Regions from separate parts of the Mus musculus genome. Here region 2 is linked to region 1. A link is a contact called in ENCODE Hi-C data. All regions are on one chromosome and are shown on one strand. Each heading gives the region's core, a stretch centred on a gene start or an enhancer-like site at or near the end of the contact. The rest is flanking DNA. Distances are from core to core; before and after follow the strand shown.

Region 1 (4,553 bases), core at 1,805-4,304:
TGGGTGGATGTAAAGAAAAATATCTCTTATAGAGAGCTCTCTGAGCTGAAACCAAAGGAAAAGGATGCTCGTTGGAGTCCTCTGCATTGCTCCCGTTGCCTGACCTGTAGTTCCTATCTTAACAGTTTCCAAGGAAGCACAGAGCTTGGAATGTGCACATTGCTATCACTTGGCAACCAGGAACTGGTGGCTGCAGCCACCTACCAGTTCTTCCTGCTACCTTGTGCCCTTATCTGGCATGGGCCCTTTTCCACCCAGGTAGTCAGGGGCTCCTGGGAGGCCAGGGAAGCCTCTCCCTCCTGCTCCCTGTCTCAGCTTCTCCCAGAACTCCCAGGGCCAACTGGGACCCTTGCTGATGAAGGTAAGTCTACAGAAACAAGGGAAGATGGACCAAGGGAGGCAGAGAGAACTTTTAGTCCAGAGAATCTTCTCACTTCTTCCCATGGGTGGAAGATTCTGGGGACAGGATGAATAGAACACAGCCAGGCCCTTGGAGGACTTACAGACTTCTAGGGCAGAAGACATAGCTTAGCTCTGTTCTTTCAATGTACTAATAATGCCTTTTCCAAATGGGCTATTGAGATGCAGACTTTCCGAGGCACAGATCATCCTTAGCTGAGGTGGGAGGACCACAGCAGATGTAGGATGTCCTGCCTGTCCCAGCAGTCACCAGTAAGCACCAGAGCCACTTCCTCCGAATTCTGTCATTCACTACCTGAGGGCTTTCCATAATTCTAATAAGTAGCTCTTACCAGAGCAAAACATTATCCCAGTTCCCCAGTCCTGAGTTGAAACATCTCTGAGATCTTTCACTCTCTCTCCTCACTGCTTGCCAGCAAGTGTGAGTTCCAACTGCTCTCAGAGGCTTATCAGGTACCTCCTTTAGCCCAATCCTCCTGCTCGGCCCTGGGAGCAGCTCTCAAATGAGCCACTCAAGCTCCCAATGGGATCACCTGTAGCCTAGGATGGCCTTGAACTCATCACCAATATGAGATTGGCCTTAAACTCCTTATTCTCTTCCCCTAGGTCCTAGGATTACAGACACAAGCCACCATACCTTCAGTATTGGCTTTTAGGGGAAGCCCCATTAAGATAGGCAATGGTATATAAAAGAAAAGGGAAATGTGTGAGCTGCAAGCTATAATCAAGGGAATGCAAGCTAGTGTGGAACCAAGGGGCCGGGGTGAGAGCACTGGTGGCTTAGGAGGCAAGAGGCCTCGTTACAAAAAGATAAAACAACAGCAGGAAAAAGAGAGAGTAAAAGAAAACCTTAAAAGCACTAATAAAGCTGGCCAAAAGTCCAGCCTGTGTTTTGCTATCATCATGAACCAGCAAGCCTAACCTACTTCAGTGATAAAATTCTCAGCCCTTCTGGAGCTGATAGCTTTCTCTGTTGCATGCCTGCCCCCTTGGCACACCACCAAACTCCTTGAGCACAGTGTGGAGCAGTGGTTCTCAACCTTCCTAATGCTGCGGTCCTTTCATACAGTACCTCATGTTATAGTGACCCTCGACCATAAAATCACTTCATTGCTACTCCCTAACTGTAATTTTGCTACTGTTATAAATCACAATATAAATATCTAATTTGAGGGAAATCTGCTATGCAACCCCTGGGGGTCATGACATCCAGGCTGAGGACAGGTGTGGAGAGTAGTTAAAGATGAGGAAGAGATGAGAGGGGCAGTGTTGAGTCTCCAGTTACACGGGGGTAGCTACATTTCCCACCTTGGTGCCTTCACGTATGCTATATGCTTTTACAGGAACATTTCTTCTTTATTCTTCCATGAGAGTTCTGTGCAATTGGCCATTTCTTAATCCAAGAAACCCTTCCTGATCCTTGCTTGGAACATAGGCTTCCTGTGGGCCTTGTATAGCTCTCTCAGCACCCCCAAATGACAGATTTCATACTGGATTGCTTTTTGTCTATTAAAAAGAAACACTACAAAGTTCCATCAGGGCAAGACCTGTGGCATGTTAACCTAGGCATGAGAGCTGAGAGAAGTCAAGGTCACTGGAGCCAAGGAGATCAGAGAATGAAAGGACACTTGGAGGTGATATCAGAAAGGCACAGGGCCTGTGGAGTGAGAGGGTGACAGACCTAGAGTGAACTTCGCCTTTGAGGTGTGGCTTGGGCCTAAGGAACATGGTCTTCCCTGTGTTTTAACAGAATCTCTCTGGTTGTAGGGTGAAACCAGTGTAGCATACAAGGCTGATGCCAGGCAACCAAGAAAAAAAAAATGACAATGGTTTGGGTCATGGTACCAACCAACATGGCAAAATTTATTTGTCTACAAAAAAGTATTGGACTTCAAGAAACATGGAGAAACAACAGGTGGTTAAAAAAATCTTGATGGAGATTGGGGCACAAGTGGCTAGCATTTGTCAGTTATCTCTGGGCTCTAGATGTGGTCAAAAGCTGTGTTTACTTGGGTGAAGTCATTTCACTCTTTCTGCTCTTTATATCACTCGCAAAGTGAGGATGGGTAATAAAATATACCCCATGAATTTGTTGAGAGGGGATGTAAAGGTTTTGGCACAGGATTTAGCATGCAATCAACATACATATAAATGCTATCCTAGAGACCAAATTACCAGTTCCCAGGGGCACCTCTATTGCTCACTGGCTGATTGTGACACGATTTCCAAATCTATGTAGTGGCAGAGTACTGTCATCAATACCAACTGTATAATACTGGATCTGGAAATTTTGATAAATGCATTAAAGTTTAGCATGTAGAATAAAGTGCTATCAGGCAAGAAGTACTGCAGGCATGCTAATAAATTACGATGAAAACATCTAAGACAGATTGCCTAAATTTTCCCCCGGCCTAGTACACACTCCACTTCGCAGATGAGAAGTCTACTGTAGTTGGTAGAAGGCAGTCTCTCCCCAGGAACGAACAGCCTGGCACTCAGCAGTCGCCTGCTGCAGGCAAAAAGGCTTTGAGAAGATAAGCCCTAGCCTGCGCGCTTCTTAGTGGAACCTTCTAGTTCGGTGCAGGTGTTTCCAGCCCGGAGCACGCACAAAGTCAACAAGTATTTCCGGTGCGCGTCTCTGCGTTTCCGCGTTTCCACTTTTCCGCGCAGGTGCGGACAGAGCCGAAAGCGAAGGCGGCATCAAAAGGCGTCGCTGCCGCTCGCGGTCCCGCTTCTCTTAGGCGGAGCGGCTTTCTGCATAGTCCCCTCCTTTTCTTCCTTTCCCACAGAAGCCGCAAACATCCATGGCGGGTCTCGAGGTTCTCTTCGCGTCGGCCGCTCCATCCATGAGCTGCCCGCAGGACGCACTCGTCTGCTTCCTGCACTGGGAAGTGGTGACAAACGGCTACTATGCCTTGGGCACGGGCGACCAGGTACGCGGGTGGAGGGGAGTCTGCAGCCCGAGGCCCAAAGGCCTGCCCTGACCGTGCCAAAGCCAGGGCCCGAGCGAGGCTTCTGATGCCGCACTTTAGCGCGCCTGGTGCTGGTGCCGACAACGGGCACAGCGTGCGTGTAAACTCGGGAACGGACGTGTAAAGGCGTCCCCGACACAGCCGGGGTTGTGTGGATCTGACTGAGACAGGCTAGTAGCTTCCTCAAGGTCCTCATCCACCAGTTTACCCAAAGCATCTGCCGTAGAATACTCCGTGCTACACCCTCAACTCCAAGCATCTGGATTCAAGCACTGGTGTGGCAGTGAACTTTGACCTACTCAGCCATATTCTAGGACCCCTTCTTCGAGGGGACAGTGTTTGGATTTCAGACTTGAATGCTGCGTTTGATTCTTGCTGTCCGTTCTCCTGAAGTACTTTCTGGGCTCAGGCTGCCCTTGCCTCCATTCTCTGCTGATGGGTATGCGTTTTCAGGGTAGAAGCCAAAAAAAAATTTTTTTTAATTAATTAGTTAAAAATTGAGAGGCCATTAACTGTTAATTTATCTACTAGAGAGTTTTATTTTCCAGCCTGTGGCCAGCAGATTAGTAATGCTTGCTGGACTCAGCAGGTATTTGTGTTGGTCCTCTAGCTGCCTCCTGCCACCCTCCTTCTGTGGGTGATGAGAGGAACAAAGCACGCACTTGACTGGGTAATACCAACTCAGCAGCTAAAGAGTCATGCTGCCCACTTTCTCTTTGCTTTTTTGCCTCCAGTGCTATAGAGCTGGGCTTGTAATATTTGATCTCAAGAACATGTTTGTTGACTTGAACAAACAGGCATTGATTGGTCTCCTTATTGAGGGCACGGCTACTCCCCATGAGAGCTCTGTAGCCGTGTGAGATAAGGTCAGTGGAGGGCCATGGAGATGGCCATAGATACGAGTTAGAAAAATTGGCATTGTGTTGTGGGAGTCTGAAGATTATAAAGAGAGAATGACCTGTTTATGTGTGCAGTTTTGGTTGGTTGGTTGGTTGGTTGGTTGCATTCTAGCCCAGAGGCACTAGGGTGAGCCCAGTGGCCATTAAGGAATGTTTCTAGCCTCAGGATTTTGTCTATAGAAGACAGCTAGCTTTACCTTTCTTTACCTTACCAGTCTGTCTGGAAGAATCTCCAGCCTGCCCTGCTCTAACCTTTCATAGG
Region 2 (4,927 bases), core at 1,697-4,196, 240 kb before region 1:
TACCTGTGCATGCACACTGGTGAGTGCACTTCCCTGCCCCCAGGAGAAAATGCAAAAACATAAACTAAAATCAAAAGAGAGTAAGGCAGAGGTAAGAGGCCATCTGTGTGTCTGATCTATATAACAGGCTCTGGGAAAGCCAGGGCTACATAGAGAGAGCCTGGAGAGAGAGAGACAGAGACAGAGACAGAGACAGAGACAGAGACACAGAGAACAGGATACCCAAATTCCTCTTCTAGTCTCTGTGTACACATGTCCTAAACACACGTGTGTAAATATAACTTTTATTCTCATGTAGTAATTATCTGAGAGGATTACTGTCTCTATCTGCTAACCTAGGCATAGTCCCAAAAGCTTCTAGCCTTTGAACAATCTTATCTAGGCCTAGAATGTTTTCAGCCTGAGACTTGCTGTTGAATAAGCTCACCCTTTCTTGTTCCTTCTTAACTCTGGCTGGCTGGTTAACTCAGCTGTTCTGGCTCAAATTTCTCTCTAAGTTGACTGATTCATTCTCTCTCTCTCTCTCTCTCTCTCTCTCTCTCTCTCTCTCTCTCTCCCTCCCTCTCTCTCTCCCCCTCTCTCTCCTGAATTGCTTAGCTTGGCCTCATGTTAATTCTAGAAATCTGTTCTAATCTTTGGCTCCTTTTTATTCTCTGGCTCATTGTATCTATCTCCATCTGTGTCTAGCTTGTTCTCTCTTTAACCTGTCTCCGTACAACTGTCCTGGTCAAACTGCCTCCTTCCTCTCTCTGCAATGCCCCCAAGTATCTTCCCTGTCCTCTCTCTTCTCCTGAGAGTTGGGCATATCCTATTCTGTCAAATCTTTCTCTGATTCATCACTTTATCTGCCGCTCAACTAGACATCACTTTCAAACATCGATGCTTCCTTCTACAAACTAACTTCACCTTTGTTGTTTGGCATTAAAGGTGTGTGCTAAGGGCTGAGCCACACCACAACTAGAGACAGATTTTTTTTTTCAGTAACTAACACAGTCTGGGGGTTCACAGTGTGATCAAATATCCTGCAATACACATGTATGAATGCATCACACACACACATACAAACAAAAGTTTAAAAAATTCTGTGACAGTTCAAGACTTGGAAATTTGCAAATGTCACAGAAGTATGAATAAGAAGCTAAGTGCTGAGAGGCAGCATCTTTCCTGCAGGTTAGCTTTCACAGAGCCAGAGGTGCAGTGTAGGCTGCTGGGAGAGAAGAGATGTCAGCAGTCTTACCCAGATGTGAATCCTCTGAACTGCAATAGTGACCAGCAAGGCACAAATGCTTTCGTGGTAGCCAACAGCGTTTTGGTTGGACTTACAGCTTGTTCCACAGGAGGATGTGCATGTCTGGTATTGCAAATCTGGCCAAGAACCCATGGTTAGGGAGCCTACTGGTCCCAGGGTGAACCTACTGCTATTATTTGCTAAATGGTCACACTATCAAACTGCCTTCTAAATTCACTCTATATCCATAAAACTAATGCAGCTTACAGACGCCATCAGAGAAGGTTTTCTGTGCCATGGACAGCACAACTGGTCGAGGGGCTGGGAATAAGAGTCTGTGGAGGGCTCTGCCACCGGTGTGAAATATGTATCAAATCAGGACGGAAAGACTGTAAGAGCCAGAGGTCAGAGAGGACCAGAGTAAAACAGACTCTTGTGGGCACTTCAGGGCCACTGCGCCGGCAAACCACAGCAGCTGTGGTTGTCTGTACATGATCAAGCCAGTTAACATTTCAGTACAGAGAGGGGAGAGGCTATGAGCCCCCACTGGAGGAGCTAGTTAGTTATAGCTGAATGTTTCTGGGGGAAGGAAAGTCAGTTTTTTAAAGGGTTGCAGCAGATTAGACTTGGTGCCTTTTAAAAAAACAAAAACAGGAGGAAGAGAGGGTGGGTGTAGGAGGAGTTAAGGGGAGAGAGTGCGGTAAATACGACTAAAATACACTGTGTTTATGTATTAAATTCTCAATGAATGAATAAAAGTATTATCTTTTAAGTGTAAAGGAATTAGTTGCTGTTTGTTATTGTAAATAGGCTATGTTTATTTAAATAGTATGGTTATGTATTTAATATCTATCTATGCTGTACAGAGAGTTTTGAAGTATGCTTAAAACATGACACTTCCTTAGCATTCTCCCATTGTTCTTAAATGTCGTTTAATCTAATCGTTGTAAGTTAATGCATGGTATTCCCAGCTGGAAAGCGGCGTTGAAGGTAGGTACCTCAGAGCTGGGTCATGAGTCCTGACAAGAATTATGTAGAAAGCTCGATTCAGCTTCTTTCCCAGGATCGACGTCTATAATTGATCTGGTTTTGATAAGCACAGTGGGAGCTACGGGTGTGCCCGTTTGAGGATTGACTTGCCATTTCAGGTTAGGGGAACAGAGAGGGAGAGAGGATTGTGGGTAAACACACAGAGAGGTAGCTGCTGAGTTGGAAGTAGGGCCTAGTTTGGGGGGTGGTCACTTAGTACCAACTCATGGGGAGACTTAAGTCAGGCAGCAAGTGTGAGGACTACTTGGGCAAAACGCATGAATTCCGAGTCAGCCTGGGCAACTTGGTGAGACCCTGCCTCCAAAGAAAAAAGTGAAGGGAGAGAAAGCTAGGTATGGCATAGACCTATAATCCTAGTACTAAGGAGGTTGTGGCCAGCCTGGGCTAGGCTAGTTATGTGTGAAGGCCCTGCCTCAAAACCCCAAAAATATTGGTACTAGTGCCTGTGCAAAACCAAGCAAACAAATTTGGGACTAGTAACTCTTGCAGCTGGAGACCGAGGAAGTCCAGCTGGAAGAGAAGAAAGGTCTGCCAAGGCCTGGGCAGCCGGAAGGCCAAGCGGCCAGCTGGGCTCCGGGCAGCAGTCGCCCTGCTGCATCTGCGGCTCCTGATGTTGCCTGGCAACCCGGGTGGCGCGCCGTTCGAACGGAAGCGACGGGCCAATCAGGAAGTCCGGGGCGAACCATTGCAGCAACGGGGACGGCGGGCTCACTTCCCTTTCCTCTGGGGCCCCAGGGACGTTCTCCCGGAGGGAATCGTGGGACAGCCAGGGCGTCCCACTCGGAAGAGCTCGCCGGTCTTCACACGTAGTAGCCTTCTCAGGTCTGCAGGGACCACCAGCTGTCAGCCTCGGCAGCCGGCGAGGAGCGGGATTCCTCTGGACGTGGGCTGCAGGTGAGCATGGGGGTAGGAGGCGGAGGGTCCCGGGGCAGTGCCCACGCATTAACCCGGGCAAGAGTCTCAGTACAGGGGGTCGACAGAGGAGAGTTCGTGTCTAGTGTCCAGCCCAGGGGGCCAGCAAAGGATCCAGGCTGTTTCCCTTTCCCACTCTGCAGTTCCCGCTCCTGGCCGATCAGAGGAACCCCGCGGGTTACTCTTTAAGGGGCTTATTGGGAAGACGTGGCTCAGGGGATCCCAGGGCTAGGCTACCCGTGCCCTACCGGCCCTTGGAGTTCCCCTTCAGGACATATACCATTCCCTCCCCATTCGCAACTTTTCTGCCTTACAGGGTTCTACAGAGTCCCAGTTCCCAGTGCTGCCCTCTCAGAGGGCCTCCCTGGGTTGAGTCCCTAGGACTGCAGGGCAGGGTTGAGTCCCTAGGACTGCGGATCCAAAGGCCTTGGAAGTCATGTGGATGTGTGTGTGTGTGTGTGTGTGTGTGTGTGGTACCTCTAAGCCAGAGTTGCTGGAACTGGACTTGAGAGTTGGGTGCAGGGTCAGACCCTCCCAAGTAGAGCATCTAATTTAGGCTGGACTCTTACCTACCCCCCTGTTGTTGATCTCGTTTCGTAGGTGGGGAATCTGAGGTTCTGTGAAGTTGAGGCTGTTGCTCAAAGGCACAGACTTAACTATGCAGAAGTCTTCAGTCCTTGACACAGGGAATCACCGACTCGATGGAGGATCTCTTATGAAGGGAACTACTCTTCCTCTGAGCCTCATTCTGGCTCTGGGGGAGCTGTGCTTGTCCATCTGTCTTTGTGTCATGCTCCCTACTCCAACTCTTGTATGGCCCAAGCTGGCCTCAATCTTACTATGTATGACCAGGCTGGTCTTGAACTCTCCGTCTTCCTAAATCTGCCTCCTCGGATGACAAGCATGTGCCACTGGCACACCAGTTCTGTGCCATTTTCGGGATAGAACCCAGGGCTTGGTTTGTGCTAAGAGAGCAATCTACTAGATGAGTTACACCACTGCCTCATTTCTTTCCACGTCGTCTAGCTTCCTGTAGCCTGATCTCTCCCCGAGTGTCCTGTTTTTCTCAGTAGCGTCTGTTCCATATTATGCGTGAGGTGTCTTATTAAGCAGTTTATTATCTTCCCCAGTGGAATGTGTCGGGCAAATGAGATGCTTAGCACAGGCACAAAAATGTCAGGGTGGCCGAAACTTGCAGAATCAAGATGATCAAAGCCAACATCTGTTGGCCATTTGCTGTGTATTGTGCTGGGGGTGGAGCAGGATAGGGTGGTGTCACTCAGGTGGACTCTGGCCAGCAGAGCCAGCATAGGCATTGTTATGAGCACACACACACACACTCTCTCCTCCAGCTACCTCACTTTAGGCAAAATGACAGGTGCCTCCGTGCTTCAGTGATTTGCAGCAAGCAAGAACTGGACAGACGCAGAATGGCCCTCAGTAAGGACTGATGGGAAATAATCCGAAACTCCTTAGATACTTTTGTGGCACCAAGAGGAACATAGATGACTAGCAAAGGGTCTGGGTGAGAATTACACACATAGCATGATGCGCTTTGCAATCCTGAACCCTGACTGTGGGCCAACTAATTGAGAAGACACAGACATAGTGATTACATCTACAGAAAGTTATGAGGTCACTGCCCTGCCTGGGGTTTGTCATTGGCTGTGTGAGTTTGGGCAAGTTTCTTCACATTTCTGAGCTGGGGTAAAACACTGCATGTGGAGTTCAGGCCTA

Evidence for each region. A loop is a pair of places that touch in the nucleus more often than their neighbours do.
Region 2: a loop to region 1 is called in a map of heart, with 2.6 times the contacts of the local background. The contact joins the promoter of Fam110a here to the promoter of Psmf1 in region 1. A Hi-C loop is called at or near these places in 1 of 37 maps with a recorded cell type or tissue (heart).

What each region holds. Positions count from the first base shown.
Region 1 is chr2:151,739,811-151,744,363 of GRCm38, reverse strand. Psmf1 (proteasome (prosome, macropain) inhibitor subunit 1) reads left to right here and starts at 3,054. Exons shown (of 7, transcript NM_212446.2): 1 at 3,054-3,353. The coding sequence starts at 3,225.
Region 2 is chr2:151,978,238-151,983,164 of GRCm38, reverse strand. Fam110a (family with sequence similarity 110, member A) reads left to right here and starts at 2,946. Exons shown (of 2, transcript NM_146127.3): 1 at 2,946-3,172.